Regions from separate parts of the Homo sapiens genome. Here region 2 is linked to region 1. The links are chromatin contacts, found by Hi-C or POLR2A ChIA-PET in ENCODE. All regions are on one chromosome and are shown on one strand. Each heading gives the region's core, a stretch centred on a gene start or an enhancer-like site at or near the end of the contact. The rest is flanking DNA. Distances are from core to core; before and after follow the strand shown.

The links. Hi-C counts contacts between places; a loop is a spot of excess contacts on that map. ChIA-PET counts read pairs that join two places held with the same protein, here RNA polymerase II (POLR2A). Pooled maps may share reads with other maps.
Region 2: a pooled map shows a loop between it and region 1 (4-fold over the local background). The contact joins the enhancer-like site here to the promoter of F2RL2 in region 1. A Hi-C loop is called at or near these places in 3 of 168 maps with a recorded cell type or tissue (A673, IMR-90 and chondrocyte) and 3 of 50 pooled maps. POLR2A ChIA-PET finds 5 or more read pairs at or near these places in 3 of 52 experiments (AG04450, CD8-positive, alpha-beta T cell and OCI-LY7).

The regions. Positions count from the first base shown.
Region 1 is chr5:76,619,778-76,627,475 of GRCh38, reverse strand. F2RL2 (coagulation factor II thrombin receptor like 2) reads left to right here and starts at 4,073. Exons shown (of 2, transcript NM_004101.4): 1 at 4,073-4,309. The coding sequence starts at 4,246. IQGAP2 (IQ motif containing GTPase activating protein 2) reads right to left here. Exons shown (of 36, transcript NM_006633.5): 14 at 1-66. RefSeq lists a silencer at 3,998-4,292.
Region 2 is chr5:76,685,083-76,692,780 of GRCh38, reverse strand. All of the region lies in intron 30 of IQGAP2 (IQ motif containing GTPase activating protein 2), which reads right to left. Among named protein-coding and RNA genes, the nearest start is that of NCRUPAR, 23 kb to the left of the region's middle. Within about 2 kb of position 3,205, at least 5 of the 41 ENCODE cell types and tissues checked have a DNase peak (open chromatin) inside an H3K27ac peak, as active enhancers do.

The DNA of each region.
Region 1 (7,698 bases), core at 2,824-5,323:
GTTGGCATCATCGACGGCTTGCTGTATCTCATCCAGCCAAAGCACTTTGGAAACACTCTCAGAGTCCTGGGGACAATGTCACAGAATAAAAAGAAAGAAGAGTGAATGATGAGGAAACAGAATTAATAACTGCTTTTGAGGAGCCATTTAATCATAATTCCCACAAATTCTTAATCAGCAACTATCCAGCTCTGCCATATACTGTACACACTCCTAATGAAGCAGACCCCAAACCCGACCACTTCCTCCTTCTTCCCCACCACTCTTTAGTCCAGCCCCCCATCATCTCCCAACTGGACAGCTGCATCAGCCCCCTAGCAGCTTCTGCTGCATCTAAGCTTGCCCTCACCACAGTGGCCCTCTACAGAGGGCCCAGAGGATCCCTTCAAAATAGATAGCTCAGTGCACCACTCCTCTACTTAAAGCTTCCCCAAAGGCTTCCCCCGGCAGTTAGAAGGAAACACAGGGTGCCTTCTCAGGGATGGCGGGGCTCCAACGGCATGGCCCTGCCTACTGCCTCTCTGGCTGCACCTCACACCCGTTTACTTCCCCCTTCCTGTTCTAGACCTTCACACGAGTCTCTTTCAGACCACAATACTCTACCCTCACTGTGTGGCTGTTGGCTTTTTCTTACCATTCAGGTCTCAACTCAAATGCTACCTACTCCAAAAAGTCTTCCCGGGCTACCCTAGTCAAACACTCTCTCCCTCAATCAATTATTGTGGTTCCCAAACTAAGTGTCAAGGTGTCCCAGGGTACCATGGGATATTTTTAATTTGAGAGAAACACAGGGATCGTCGATATTTATCAGACACAGAGACAAAAATTAAAAACAAACAACAACATGGTGATTGTCCTCAAGGACCTAACAATGTAGTGTAAGAGACAGATGTGTCAAGACATATAGCTGGGCATGGTGGCTTACACCTGTAATCCCAGCACTTTGAGAGGCTGAGGGTGGTGGACCACTTGAGGTCAGGAGTTCGAGACCAGCCTGGCCAACATGGTGAAACCTCATCTCTACTAAAAATACAAAAATTAGCCAGGAGTGGTGGTGCATGCCTGTAGTCCCAGCTACTTGGGAGGAAGGCGGGAGGATTGCTTGAACCTGGTGGGTGGAGGTTGCAGTAAGCCAAGGTCAGGCCACTGAACTCCAGCCTTGGGACAGAGTGAGACTCTGTCTCACAAAAAAAAAAAAAAAAAAAGAAAAGAAGAAAAAAAAGAAAAAGAATTATAATACAATGTGATCAGGGCAATATATACTGCAGACACATGATCCAGACATAGGTGAGAAAGGGTTAACCTATGGTAAAGGTGTCAAGTTGCAGGGGGAGCAAAGACTAAGTAGTTAAAGATAGCTTTAGAAAGGAAGCAACAGCAGCAATGAAAATGTATTGCATTATTCCTATTATAGGTAAATATTCCTATTTAACTTTGGGTTGATTCTGATGGTCCTGCTACAAAAGCAGCCCTGACAGATATTAAGTGGAACTTCCAGGTAGCAATTGTGTTTTATAAAATCTTTTCTGAGATGGCAAGTAAATAATTATCAGCAGAGATATTTTCAGGAAACATGTGACATTTAACAAATGGGAACATTTTACCTATGTGTAGGAATAAGTGTCGTGTTCTAAATCCTAAGTCAAGACTGTGATGAATGAAAGGTAATGGATCTGGCACCGACTCCGTCATTTAAAACTTAAGATGGATGGGGGCAGGAAGGAGAGGAAATAGTCACTGGTTCCTCTGGCAGGCTTCTAACACTATTTTCCTCAGAGGTTAACGTGAGATAATGCATGTGGAAAGGGCTCTGAAAATGAGATAAACTATCTGTTATTTCATCGTGCAACATCTGGGCTAAAGGAGACCTCTGGGGAAGTGTTGGTGCCTGCTTCCACAATCACCTCTAGCTATGCGGCAGACTACAAGGGAAGCATCAGCAAGATTTTCCATTTCTTTCAAGAATGGATGGGGGAGGCTCAAACAGGAAGCCGGGTGGAAAGGGGAAGACTAGAGGAGGAAAAAAAGAGACAGGGAAGCAGGAGCTAATTTTTCTCTGTTTACAAGATCTAAGAGAACCCAACACTCCCCAGCTATAACCTAAAAACTAAGCTCTATGAGTTCATTTATGTGTCTCAGTTCTTTTGAAGGGTATTTGCCTTCCTTCATAACTTATCACTGTAGAAGATACACCACACAGATTTCTACCCAGATGAGAAGGCAGTAACAATCTTACTTCAAAGCTTAAAGTATTAGTCTTATAGGCCAAACTGAAGAGAGAAATTACAAATCAGATGAATTTAAGTCAACGGTTTAAATTATGAAACATTGAACTAACGATTACTAGAGTTAAATGTAAAACCAAAAGTAAAAGCTGAATCTTATCAATGTAAAGTCTGCTTTTTCTTATTTATTTTATTTTTGAGATGGAGTGTTGCTCTGTCACCCAGGCTTGCTCACTGCAACCTCCGCCTCTCAGGGTCAAGCTATTCTCCTGCCTCAGCCTCCCAAGTAGCTGGGATAACAGGCGCCCGCCACCACGCTCAGCTAATTTTTGCATTTTTAGTAGAGATGGGGTTTCACCATGTTGGTCAGGCTGGTCTCAAACTCCTGACCTCAAGTGATCCCCCCACCTCAGCCTTACAAAGTGCTGGGATTACAGGCATGAGCCACTGTGCCCAGCCAAGTCTGCTTTTTCAGTTGTTCACCAGAAGACTGAAAATAATAGTATATTTATGGGACGGCCACACCTCCACTTCAGTTAAACAGCCAGGTTCAACATAAGAGTTACAAATGAATTAAATGACCAGAAACTAGGCCATGTGCAAATCAAGTCATAAATTCCTGAATTTAGATAACTCCCAGAAAAGTTCTAATGAAACAAAAAAAACCTTTGTCAATATTTTAGGTTTTATATTTCTGCAATATAATAACATTCTATCTCAGTTTGTATAACCATATATTATGTAGTTGAAGTATTAAACACTGACCTTTGTAAAAATCTTGGTCTAATGTAATTTAATCAAGATGTGAAAGGTTTCCGCAGATCAATTTCTTCCTAGCATATCCCTAGCCTTTAAGTCTCATGTGAAATTTGTATTTTCTGATTCTTGCTGCATTTTGTAAAGAGCAGGCTGTGGGATGGTCAGGCTTCAAGTTTAAGTTTTATTAACTACAGAAAAATGTGTTATAATGCATTTTTTTACTGTATATTAAGTCATACTCTACAGAATATAACAATTCATAAAAGCTTATATGTTGTACAACAATGTGAATGTATTTAACATTACTGAACTGTACACTTAATACTGGTTAAGATAGTAAATTTTATGTTACGTATATTTTACCACTATTAAAAATATCTTATTGTAGACTTATTCACCAACACTCATGGAATAAAGGGAGTCCTCATTTTCATGATGTGCTATGATTTTAGTTTAACTGAACAGCGTTGTTTGGGAGGTTCCTCCAGTTATCTGACCCTAAGGGTTATTGAATGGCTCAAAACACATCAAGATAAGGCAAAAAAAAAAAAAAAAGCCTGAACAAACGCCATCCTCACCCGGCGAAGAAAAACCACCACCACTCAAAAGCCAGGTTCTGGCCAGGCACTGACGACAAACTGAAATCAATATTACATTGATGGAAAATTTTCAAAGTGATTCACCGCTCAATTTGAATTTCTTAAAAGTTTGTTTTCCATGATTAATTTATAATTATGTAAAGTGTTTAAGGATTAAGATTTGAAATAGCTGGGAAGATAAAGGAAAGGATAATTTATTAAGTAGAAATTACACTCTGGAACTGCATTTTTAAAACGGATAAGAAATGAAATGTGGGACAGATTCAAAACTTACTGCTGTTCAACATCTGTTTTTGGCTTAGTTCTGTAAAGGCCTGTGTAATTTCTGCCATTCTTTAAAAGCAAATCTACTAGGGGAGAATTACAGCACCTATTCAGAATAGATTGTTGGGGGTGGGTAAGAGTTAAATGCCTTTCTCCAGGGATAACGTAACACGTTCAGAGGCTTGGCCTGAGTCATGCTTACTGAAGCATCGAGTGGATTACATCCTTTCCCTGCGGAGGACCAGGGCAAGTTTCCTGCCTGCACGGCACAGGAGAGCAAACTTCTACAGACAGACCAAGGCTTCCATTTGCTGCTGACACATGGAACTGAGGTGAAATTGTGCTCCATGATTTTACAGATTTCATAACGTTTAAGAGACGGGACTCAGGTCATCAAAATGAAAGCCCTCATCTTTGCAGCTGCTGGCCTCCTGCTTCTGTTGCCCACTTTTTGTCAGAGTGGTAAGCAATTTTCTCAGGGGGTAGGATGGGGATGTGGGTTTCTGTTACAAATTAAGAGTCAACTGAACCTAGGTTTCTTTGCATCTCACACAAACTGTAAACCCCAAAGGCAGTTTGATCTTTATTATTAAAAGGTAGAATCATGGAAATGAACATCTATAGTTCATTCACTCTATTCAAACCTGGTCATAGACTAAGTGTTCCCTCCTGATGTTTAAAAATGTGTGGCATATTCAAGATTTTAGATGTCTACGATTAAGTCAGGGAGCAATTTTGAAAGTCGTTTTTGTGTTTGTAAGAATTTCTCTTCTGGTTAAGCAAAGATGGCACTTTTTCTAGGGATTAAAATATATATCCTGTGTTTAAACCTCTTGGTGAGACATAAATGGGAGAAACAAGAATACTGCCAGAAAGAGAAAGTCATCTGCTTTCAATAGCTGGCAATGCTAATAAGTCAGTATTTCCGAAATGAATGACCTTTTTTGACTTTAAGTGGGGAGTTCTCCCTACCCTCATATATGATTTTTTAATTTTAAAAATAAGGTCTCCCAAATACTATTATTCAACTTTGAATGTACTTTCCACTTTACCCATCACAATGTTAGCCTGAAACCTCCTGCTTTTTCCAAAAATAACAAATTTGGGATAGGTCTGTACCTGTTACTCTTTGTTAGGTCACACACTCCAGTCAACATTGTTAGGAGTGGGAGAGGCAAAGACTGGACATAGCAAGGGAAACAAAAACAGAAATCAATGCTTTCTAAAGGAACATTGCTTAAATTCACATTTGGAATCCCTGAGCGGTTGCAGAGAGCTCTAAGAGAATCTGTGGTGATTAGCAGTAAGCACATGTGGGATTTATGAATATAATAAGTGCACGCTCTTTCTGGGAGTAGATGGGCCAATATGTTGAGAAGCAGAATTGCAAAAGAAGCAAGGTTTTCGGGGGTGGTTCCTTCAAGACGCTAATAGGGTTTGATGGAGGTGAAAACGGGGGCCTCTGAAGGAAACAAAGAGGCAGTGAATTTGCTTTCTTCCATGGGGTGGGGGAGAAATGTGAAGGAAGAATGAAGCAAGCTTGTCCAACCTGCCTTATTTCGTTGTGGTTTTGTTTTGTTTTAGGCTTTTAGCAGCCTGAAGCCATGGTTTTTAGTTTCTGTCTCTAGAGGTAAATGGAAAAGAGGGATGAGGAAGGGGCTTTACTGGCTCAACTAGAAACAGAAACTATGAATCCATGACTGTATTCTCTCCCTTGGACACCCCTGAGAGGCCGGAGTTCATTCTCTTTGGATTAGTTCTTCAAGGCCTTTTCCCGGATAGAAAAACATTTCCGAAATATTATGCCCAATGGAAGCCTCTATAAAGAATTAAAATACAATAAAAAAATTTAACAATGAGTACAATTCATAAGGAAAACCAGGCTCTGAGGAATAAAAGCCTTATTTAAGTGGACCCAGATCTGGCATTCTCACGGAAAATGGAATCAAATCAACTTTTCCACAAAACACAGGCACTGTTTGGCATGTCTGGAGGCATGATGTCTTGCTAAATCCCAGAAACTTTCTGAAAACGGACAAACACTTGGTTTTAACAGCTTTTTAAAATCAGGCTAATAACTTGTACGGCATGCTCTTCAGGCACCATTCTCTAACTTTGTGCCTATCTTTAAAGGCACTTCTCTTTGGGTGATGTCAGATGCAAGAACTTTTCCAAAATGCAAAAGTGAGCAGAAGGGTTTGTGTGTCACACAACACAGCTTCTAAGATCACCTCTAAATACAGGCATAGAAGAATGCTGCCTCCCAAATTTTTCTTTCCTTTTCTTTAATCTACCTTTTCTTAAATGATACCTGATCACCTCCATACCCCTCAGTTACTAGGACACACCTCCTCTATTTTACACCGTGAATTCAGCTTGTGCAATCTCAGGTTTACGTGGAGGGTTTCCATTTCACCCGGGAGCTAACTGCTAGAGATTAAAGCAGGAAGAGAAACTGGCTCTGAATGAAACATAGGTTACTAAACACTAACTTCAAGTATTCAATATGGAGGAATTTTGAGGCCATGGGACAAGACATAATGGCGCAGTACTGGCATTTTAAATCGATAAGAATGAGGTTTATATTTGGCATAGAAGTCTATCTTAAAGGTAACATTAGAAATCTGGGAGAATCTATTTTCTATACATGTGAAAGGGTTACAAAAAGTTATATAATAATAAATGTTCAGGTTTGAGCTTTAAGATTTTGTTTTTGAAATTGCAGGAATTAGGATTATTAACATCAACATGCCAAGTAACACCAAATATTGATAGCATATAGTTGATGTGTTTCTATCTTTTAAAGAATTCATTTCCAACTTCTTAGGTCCTCATACCGATTTCATCTTCCGATTTTTCCTCCTTTGTTTCCTCTTCCCTTAAAATCTGTCATTACCCCTAAAGTCCACCTTTGGATTCTTTCTTCTCATAACTCCCCCTAGGCCATCTCAACCACTCCCATTAAATTAAACGAGAGCCTCCATGCAGACTACAATAAATCATGCCTCTAATTTGGGCTCCTGGAATTTTGGACCCACATCCAGTCTTCTAACCAGTTGCTGGACATTTTACACACTAATATTCCACCAGCAACTCATCCTCAGTCAGACTAAAAACAGATTGTAGCTTCTCCCCGATCCTGTCTCCTTGTCTCCCTCCAACTCAGTTAATGGCATCCTCTCCCTCCAAGTCATCTAGAGTAGAAACCTGAGTCATTATTGCTTCCTGCCTCTCCCTCACTGCACCCCAAAGCCAATCAGAACCAAGTCCCTTTAAGCCGCCATCAGAGTCTCACGTGTTCGCCTCTGCCTTTCCATAACCACTGTTCTAGCTCAGTAACTCACTGAGCTATGAATGATGACAGTAGCCTCCAAATCAGGTCCCCTTGCCTGTAATTTCTTACCTTTCCAATCTGTTCTCTACACTATTACCTAAGTCATCTTAAAAACAAGTCAAAATAACGGCTATATTCGTTTCCTACTGCTGCTATATCAAATCATTACAAACTGAGTGGCTTAAAATAACAGATTATATTTCTGGAGATCAGAGGTCTTAAAATCAAGGCTGTTGGTGGGGTTGTGTTCATTCTCGAGGCTCTAGGAGAGAATCGGCTATCTTGCTTTTTTCAGCTTCTAGAATCTGCCTGCATTCCTTGGGTTATGACCCTTTCTTCCATCTTCAAAGCCAGCAGCATAGCATCTTCAAATCTCTGACTTTGACAACCCTCTTACCTTCCCCTTATATGGACTGTTATGATTATATTTGACCCACCCAGGCAATCCAGGAAAATCTCATTTTAAGATCCTTAACTGGCCGGGCGCGGTGGCTCACGCCTGTAATCCCAGCACTTT
Region 2 (7,698 bases), core at 1,956-4,455, 66 kb before region 1:
ATGGTGTTCAAGGGCCTGAGCAACTAACAAATAGGGTTAACAAAGAAACCTATTTGTTAGGTCTTCTTCCAGTCTTCAGGTGGAAGAGAATAGAAGAGCTTCTCAGTAAACAGTAAAGAGCTGGAAAATTCTTCTGGAAGTACGAAAACCGTAGTTCTCTCATAGGTGTTCTTTATGGCAATTGGCCACCACTTCCTAGGGAGGCATCATGTTATGTAATTACGTACAAAGGTTTTAACATAAAAGCTAAAGGGTCAAATTTGCTCACTTTTACATAAGGTGGAAACAGTATTATTGGAAAAGGCTTTCCTTCTAAAAAGAAAAAAAAGGGCCAGGCGCGGTGGCTCACTCCTGTAATCCCAGCATGTTGGGAGGCCGAGGTGGGCGGATCACCTGCGGTCAGAAGTTCCAGACCACCCTGGCCAACATGGCGAAACCCCATCCCTACTAAGGATACAAAAATTAGCTGGGCATGGTGGCATGTGCCTGTAATTCCAGCTGCTCAGGAGGCCTAAGTGTGAGAATTGCTTAAACCCGGGAGGCAGAGGTTGCAGTAAGCTGAAATCGTGCCACTGCACTCCAGCCTGGGTGACAGAGTGAGATACCATCTCAGATAGATATCTAGATAGATAGATAGAAAGAAAGAAAAGAAAGAAGAAAAGGAAACACAGACAAAAGTTTGTTTAAATTATACATACACTGGTCTAATTGACATCTGAAGTTTCACTTTTACTGTAGTCCCGTTATTGCATTTAACTTTAGTTATTTCAGAGTCATTACATGATATCACTGAATGACTAATTTTTCTTCCTAAACTCTAGCAGGAAATGTTCATGTAGCATGAAATTTAGAAATGAGAACAAAATTTTCACATTTTGAAGGATATGGGCAACTACTCCCAAATGACAGAGAAAACCCTTCAAGTTAATTACAAATATATTACTTTTGAAAATAGGATAAAATCCAATAAGCCATCTGTAAACATCATTTTTCTCATTTCCTATTTATCAGAAGTCTGTGTGAAAAGAACAATCACAATGTGTCTTCCTTGCCTCCCTTCCCCCTAGCCTTTGGAGAACCATTTCCTCTGGCCCCATGACCCTTTGCTGCTGGGGATTTACAGGCTGTCTGGGAATGCACAGCTAAATACTCCACAGAGACTCAAAGGTGGGCCCACAGCTAATTACAGCCACGTGGGGGATGGCATGTTTCCTAAAGCGGCTGTGGCTGAGAAAGCAATGTATCCTTTCCTTCCTACACACCACCTTCCTCCAGCCATCATCATCAATGTATTAAACAGGAACACTGAGTTAAAAATAAAAGCTTTGGATGATTTAAAAAATGTCAATATAGTAACTTTCTTGTTTGAAATAGTATTCTCAGAACTAATTGTGATATACAGTTTCTAGGGAACTTCTAGTTCTTTAGAGAAGCTGTGCAATGACCAAATGACTGGAGTCAATAAAACGTGCCCCACCAAAGACAAAGAATGTTTATTTGCTCAAGAGTTGCTGGAGGACAAACTGCTCACACAGCCTGTTTCCCTTGGACTTCTACTGTACACCAGGCCTGTGGAATTCATTGCCAAAGTTCTACCTCAGACATAAGTAACCATCCAGTCCCATGACAGGGAACCCACCTCCCTCCCACTACAGTGTGTCTAGTGCTTAAGGACGACGGGGACGGACAGATTTAAAGCCAAATCTGTCTTGGCTTGGACTCTTGTTGCATATTAGCCATGTGGATTTGTGCAAGTTATATAATCCTTGTAGGTTTTGTTTTTTCGTTTATAAAACAGGAATCTCTCAGGACTGATGCAAGGATTGGATGAAAAGATCTAAAGCCTTCTGTGAGGTCTGGCACATGGTAAGCACTCACATGGTCGTTAAAGCTGTGCTGCCCATGATGGCCGCCACTGGCCACAGGTGGCACTTGAGCACTTGAGACATGGCTAGTACAAACTGAGATGTGCTGTGTGAAACACACACTGGATTTTGAAGATGTTGTATGAAACAAAGAATGTAAAATATTTCATCAATTTTTTACATTTATTACATATTTAAATATTTTTGGATATATTGGGTTAAATAAAATATATTATTAGAATTAATTTCATCTATTTCTTTTTAAAATAAGGCTTCTAGAAAAGTTAAAATTACATGTGGCTCATATTAAATTTCTTTTGGAGAGTACAATATTGGCACATTCCATTCTCAAACAGGAGCTCACTCTGAGAGGCCTGCCTTCCAGGGCCACCCAGTCATGAAACCTGGTTAGTCTTAGGACTGTGGCCCGGAGAGAGACCTTTGAAAAACAATCCAATCCCTGATTGTACAAATGTGGCAACTAAGACCTAAGAGACTAGAGCTGCAGGAAACAAGTCCAATTCCCTTTCCAAATCAGCAGCTCCTGAAAAACCTATAGAGAAATGCCAAGACTGTGTTCCTCTATCCCCTCTTCCACCATCTTTCCTTTTTCCAAGTGAAACCACTCAGTCCCTTAAAGCTCCTCACAATGGCATCTGCAGAGAGCTCACAGTCCTGCTCACATTCCAGTTACCAATGACCTTAATATGCATCCCCCTTCCCACCCCAGTCCAAATATAACATTCTGGATATGGTCTGACCAGCATAAATCAACTGCTTAGAGTACTGGCGCCAGGGCTCTTCAAATATGTAAGATAGGTTGATCCAAACCACGGGTCTTGCTCTCCCTGAATGAGGAGGTATCTAATTTTGAAAAAGAATTAAGAAAAAAAGAGAAAGAAATACACCAGGGAGTTTATTCATCATAGCTGTGCTCAAACCCCACTGTAGATAAATGAGCCCATACGGCGCTTGTAAGCTGGTGTGGCCCCTTGGGTTTGGCCACTCCATTCATATGGTATCTATTATTACCAGTAGCATTCCTGAAGCTCCCCCTCTGTCATCTGCTTATACTGTGCCCAAGGTTGAAAAGCAATCAGTGTTTGTGGAAACTAAGGAATATTTTCAGTATTTAACATCCTAACAAGATAATTTACATTATTAGCTCCAGACCTCAAATATCACCTTAGCCATTTAGTGCTCCTGCTAGTTTGGACCAAAAAACAAGGAAATCTTTCAGCTGGGATCATGGAACCTAAACTTAATCATGTGACAGGAAATTCTTAAGAGATGACAATTTAAGCACTCAAGCAGCTAAGTATGATTAAAAACCACAAATATTGCCTTCTACTTAAACACACATACTTTTGTGGGAAACTAAGCTTAATTAAGGCCATAAGGATCACATATTTTAAGTTGAATCATAAGTTATAATGAAAGGTTGACAACTGCATAGTTTTATATAATTTATGTGGTATTAATTATAATTTCATGTGATCATCATAGCCCTTCCTTTCCCCTCTCCTCTATATTATGGAGGAGAAAACTGATGGCGAGGCAACTTGCTGAGTTCCATGGTTAATAAGTGATAGATTGAGGCTATAACCCTATGTCATCCCTAAGACCCCTCGACTAGGTTTTTAGGATTCCTCGACCAGGTTTTTTTTTTTTTTTTTTTTTTTTTTAAATATCCCTGTGCTTGGTAGTATTAGAAAAATAGCAATAGCCCAAACTGAGGTTCTCTATTCTATAAACATACACAAGGGAAAAAGAAATAAATGTTTCTTCCTACTCCGATATGTGCCCTTTGTCCCTCCTCTTTGGCCTGGAAAGATGCTCCAGCCTCCGTTACTCAGTAACTGCTCAGCTAATAATTCTCATTATTTATTCTAAGATTCCTAAGAATGCAAAGAACAATGACCTTGCCCTCGACAAGTTGTAAAACTTTATGATCAAGAGTGTGGGCCCTGGAGGATTTCAAATCATGTGGGTTTGAATCTCTGCTCCACTTAGTAACTGTGTTACCCAGGAAAAGGTTTATACCTGTTCTGTGCCTAGTTTCCTCATCTGTAAAATACTGATAATAACCTCCACTCTCTTGGGGTTGCTGAGAATATTACATACATATTTTATACATGTTTATTTTAATATATATATATGCACATGTTATTCTCTTTCTCTCTTTACAGATTGTGGGTCCCTTTTTCAAAATGCTTGGGCCCAAAAGTGTTTCAGATTTTTTATCTTTTCAGATTTTGGAACATTTGCATTATATACTTACTGCTTCAGCATCCTAAATCCGAAAATTCAAAACGCTCCAAAGAGCATTTCCTTTGACCACTGTCAGCTCTCAAAAGGTTTGGAATTCTGGAACACTTTGCATTTGCACAGTATATAAAAACTGTCCCTGGCCATGGTAAGCACTACATAGGTGTTTGCTATTATCATCATCTTCATCTTCATCTGATGAGTAAGAATTATGAGACTAGCATGGAATTAAATTTACAAACATAATGATTAACAATGCCTCAAATTCTGCTACTGTGGGGGCCTCCATGAAGATGAGTTACTCATGACTGGAAAACTAGTGACATTGTAATTAAACATAAGGGCATTTCTGAAAGTTAAGAACACAATCTGTTTCACAAAAAAGCAGAATAGTTTTTTGATAGAGAAAAGCTAGGTATTTTCACATCCCAATTGCTCTGCATTTCATGTCTGTCCACTTCATAACTTATAAAAGTCATTGTCCGATTTTAGTTAAATTTGGTTCTCTAATGAATCTCAAGAACTATATCTTATGCTTGAGTTACAAATTCGGTTTATTAGCTTGGAAAAAAGTCATCCTGATGAGAGTGTTCAAATCAAAAAAGTCATCCTCATGAGAGTTCAAATCAATATTTTAAAGGAGTGGTCCCCAACCCTTTTGGCACCAGGGACAGGTTTTGTGGAAGACAATTTTTCCATGGACAGGGTGGGGGATGGTTTCGGGAAGATGATTCAAGTGCGTTACATTTATTGTGCACTTTGTTTCTATTATTATTGCATTGTAATATATAATGAAATAATTATACAACTCACCATAATACAGAATGAGTGGATGCCCTGAGCTTGTTTTCCTACAACTAGACAGTCCCATCTGTGGGTGATGGGAGACAGTGATCATCAGGCATTAGATTCTCATAAGGAGTGTGCAACCTAGATCCCTTGCATGTGGAGCTCACAATAGGGTTCATACTCCTATGAGAATCTACTGCTGCCACTGATCTGACAGGAGGTGGAGCTCAGGTGTTAATGCCAGCAATGGGGAGCAGCTGTAAATACAGGATGAAGCTTCACTTGCTCCCCTCCTGCTGTGTCGCCTGGTTCCTAACAGGCCATGGACTGATACTGGTACTTTTAGACTTTAGTTTCCTTGCCTGCAAGAAAAAGACTCAGTTTTCAGGTTCCCTGTCAATGCTGCACTTTGTAATTATCTGTTAGTATCAAGATTTTTTCAAATATGTACTTTAAAGGAAGTATATTTAGAAGCAGGGCTTGGCTAAAATCATAGAACTAATTCTATTGAACCTTTTGGGCAATATCCAAATTTCACTTTCAGGGATGGCTAACCAGTCAGTGTTGATTTCAAATTGTTACCTACATTGATCACTGGGCTGCTTAGTAAAGTGGTCGGCCAACAGTAAGATCTCACAGTATGCCAAGAGGAAGGCCTTTGAGCATAAAAGACTTAGGGCCTCTATTAAAACACTGGCCTCAAGCCTTTTTTACATAAATGGAAAAGTTGATCCTAAAATTCACATATAACTGCAAGAGACCTATTCAACTGCAAGACTAAAACAATCTTGAAAAAGAAGAAAGAAGTTGGAGGACTTCCGTATTTCAAAACTCATTACAAAGCTACAGTGATCAATATGGTGTGGCACTAGTACAAGGATAGACATATAAGTGAATGGAGTAGAATTGAAAATCCAGAAATAAAGCCATACATGTATTGTCAATTAGTTTTTGACAAGGGTGCCTAGACCATTCTATGAAGAAAGAATAGTCTGTTTAACTAATAGTGCTAGAACAACTGGACATCCACATGCAAAAGAATGAAGGTGGGGCCAGGAGTGGTGGCTCACGCCTGTAATCCCAGCACTTTGGGAGGCTGAGGTGGGCGGATCATGAGGTCAGGAGATGGAGACCATCCTGGCTGACATGATGAAACTCCGTCTCTACTAAAAACACAAAAAATTAGCTGGGCATGGTGGCAGACACCTGTAGTCCCAGCTACTTGGGAGGCTGAGGCAGGAGAATGGCATGAACCCAGGAGGCAGAGCTTGCAGTGACCCGAGATCATGCCACTGCACTCCAGCCTGGGCGACAGAGCGAGACGCTGTCTCAAACAAAAAACAACAACAATAACAACAAGAAAGAATGAAGGTGGACACCTGTCTCACACCACACACAAAAATGAACTCAAAAAGGGTTAATAGACCTAACTGTAAAAGCTAAAACTATAGAACCTTTAGAACAAAACATTGGGGTAAATCTCACAAGTAACAACAACAACAACAACAACAACAACAAAAAAAACAGATAAACTGGACTTCATCAAAATAAAAAAAAAAAAACATTTGTGCGGAAAAGGACATTATCAAGAGAGTAAAAAGCCCACACAAGGGGCAAAAATATTTGCAAATCATATATCTGATAATGGTCCAGTGTCCAGAATATATAAACAACTCTTACAACTGAGGAACAAAACCACAAACAACCTAATTTTAAAATGGACAAAGGAGTTAAATAGACATTTCTCCAAAAAGAATACATAAATACACAAGTGGATGACAAACATATGGAAGGATCCTCAACATTACTGGTCATTGGAAAAGTACAAACCAAAACCACAGTGAGATACGACTTCATATCTTCAGGCAAAAGTTCAAAGACATAGAGTGCAGACTAGTAGTTGCTAGGGGCTGGGCAGCAGCGGGGAATGGGGAATGACTACTTAATGGGTACAGGGTTCACATCTGATAAAAATGTTCTGGAACTAGACAACAGTGATGGTTGCACACTGCGAATGTACTAAATGCATGTACACTTTAAAATGGCTGAAATGGTAAGTTTTATGTGTATTTTACCACAATAAAAAATAAACCCACTGCTGGCTCTACATAGTGTGGTGATTAAAGAAGTGGATAGTGTTTGTTTCCAACACACTGGGGGGGACGGGGGAGAGCCACACAAGGGCAGAGGCTGGGTAATGGGTAAGGCAAACAGGACAATGTCCCAGGTTTCCCAGGCTAAGACACATTGCTTCCAGACAGGCCTGACTTTTATGGTTTTATCTTTAAATGTGATTTCCTAGAATTTGCAGAATCATGCAGACTCATGTTCAGGAATAAGTATAAATATATATGATATTCAGATTATCTGATACTTTGAACTACTCAAATGGTGATTCTCAGATATCATGCAGACATTGGAGTTGACTGGATTTAGAAAATGATGTTCAAATAGCAGACAAAACTAATTAAGAAAAAATTTCTTCCCATTACTTCTAAAGGACAAAGCTTATGAGATCATGGGATACTTGGCCTAATTTCATTTACATGGCAAAACCACACAATCTGTATTTCCAGTTATCTTTATAATTGGCACTTGTTCAGAGGAACCCAGGGTGTAGACTTTCTCCCCCTTTCTCTCCTGCCCTGCCCTGAATTGTCTCCCTGAAATTTTCATCTGCCTTGGTAATCTGTAGTCAAAAAGAACCGCCCTCAACTCTTGTGAGGCCAAGGGTGAGTCCTAGTCCTGCAACTTGGTTGCGGTCCTACTGTCGAAC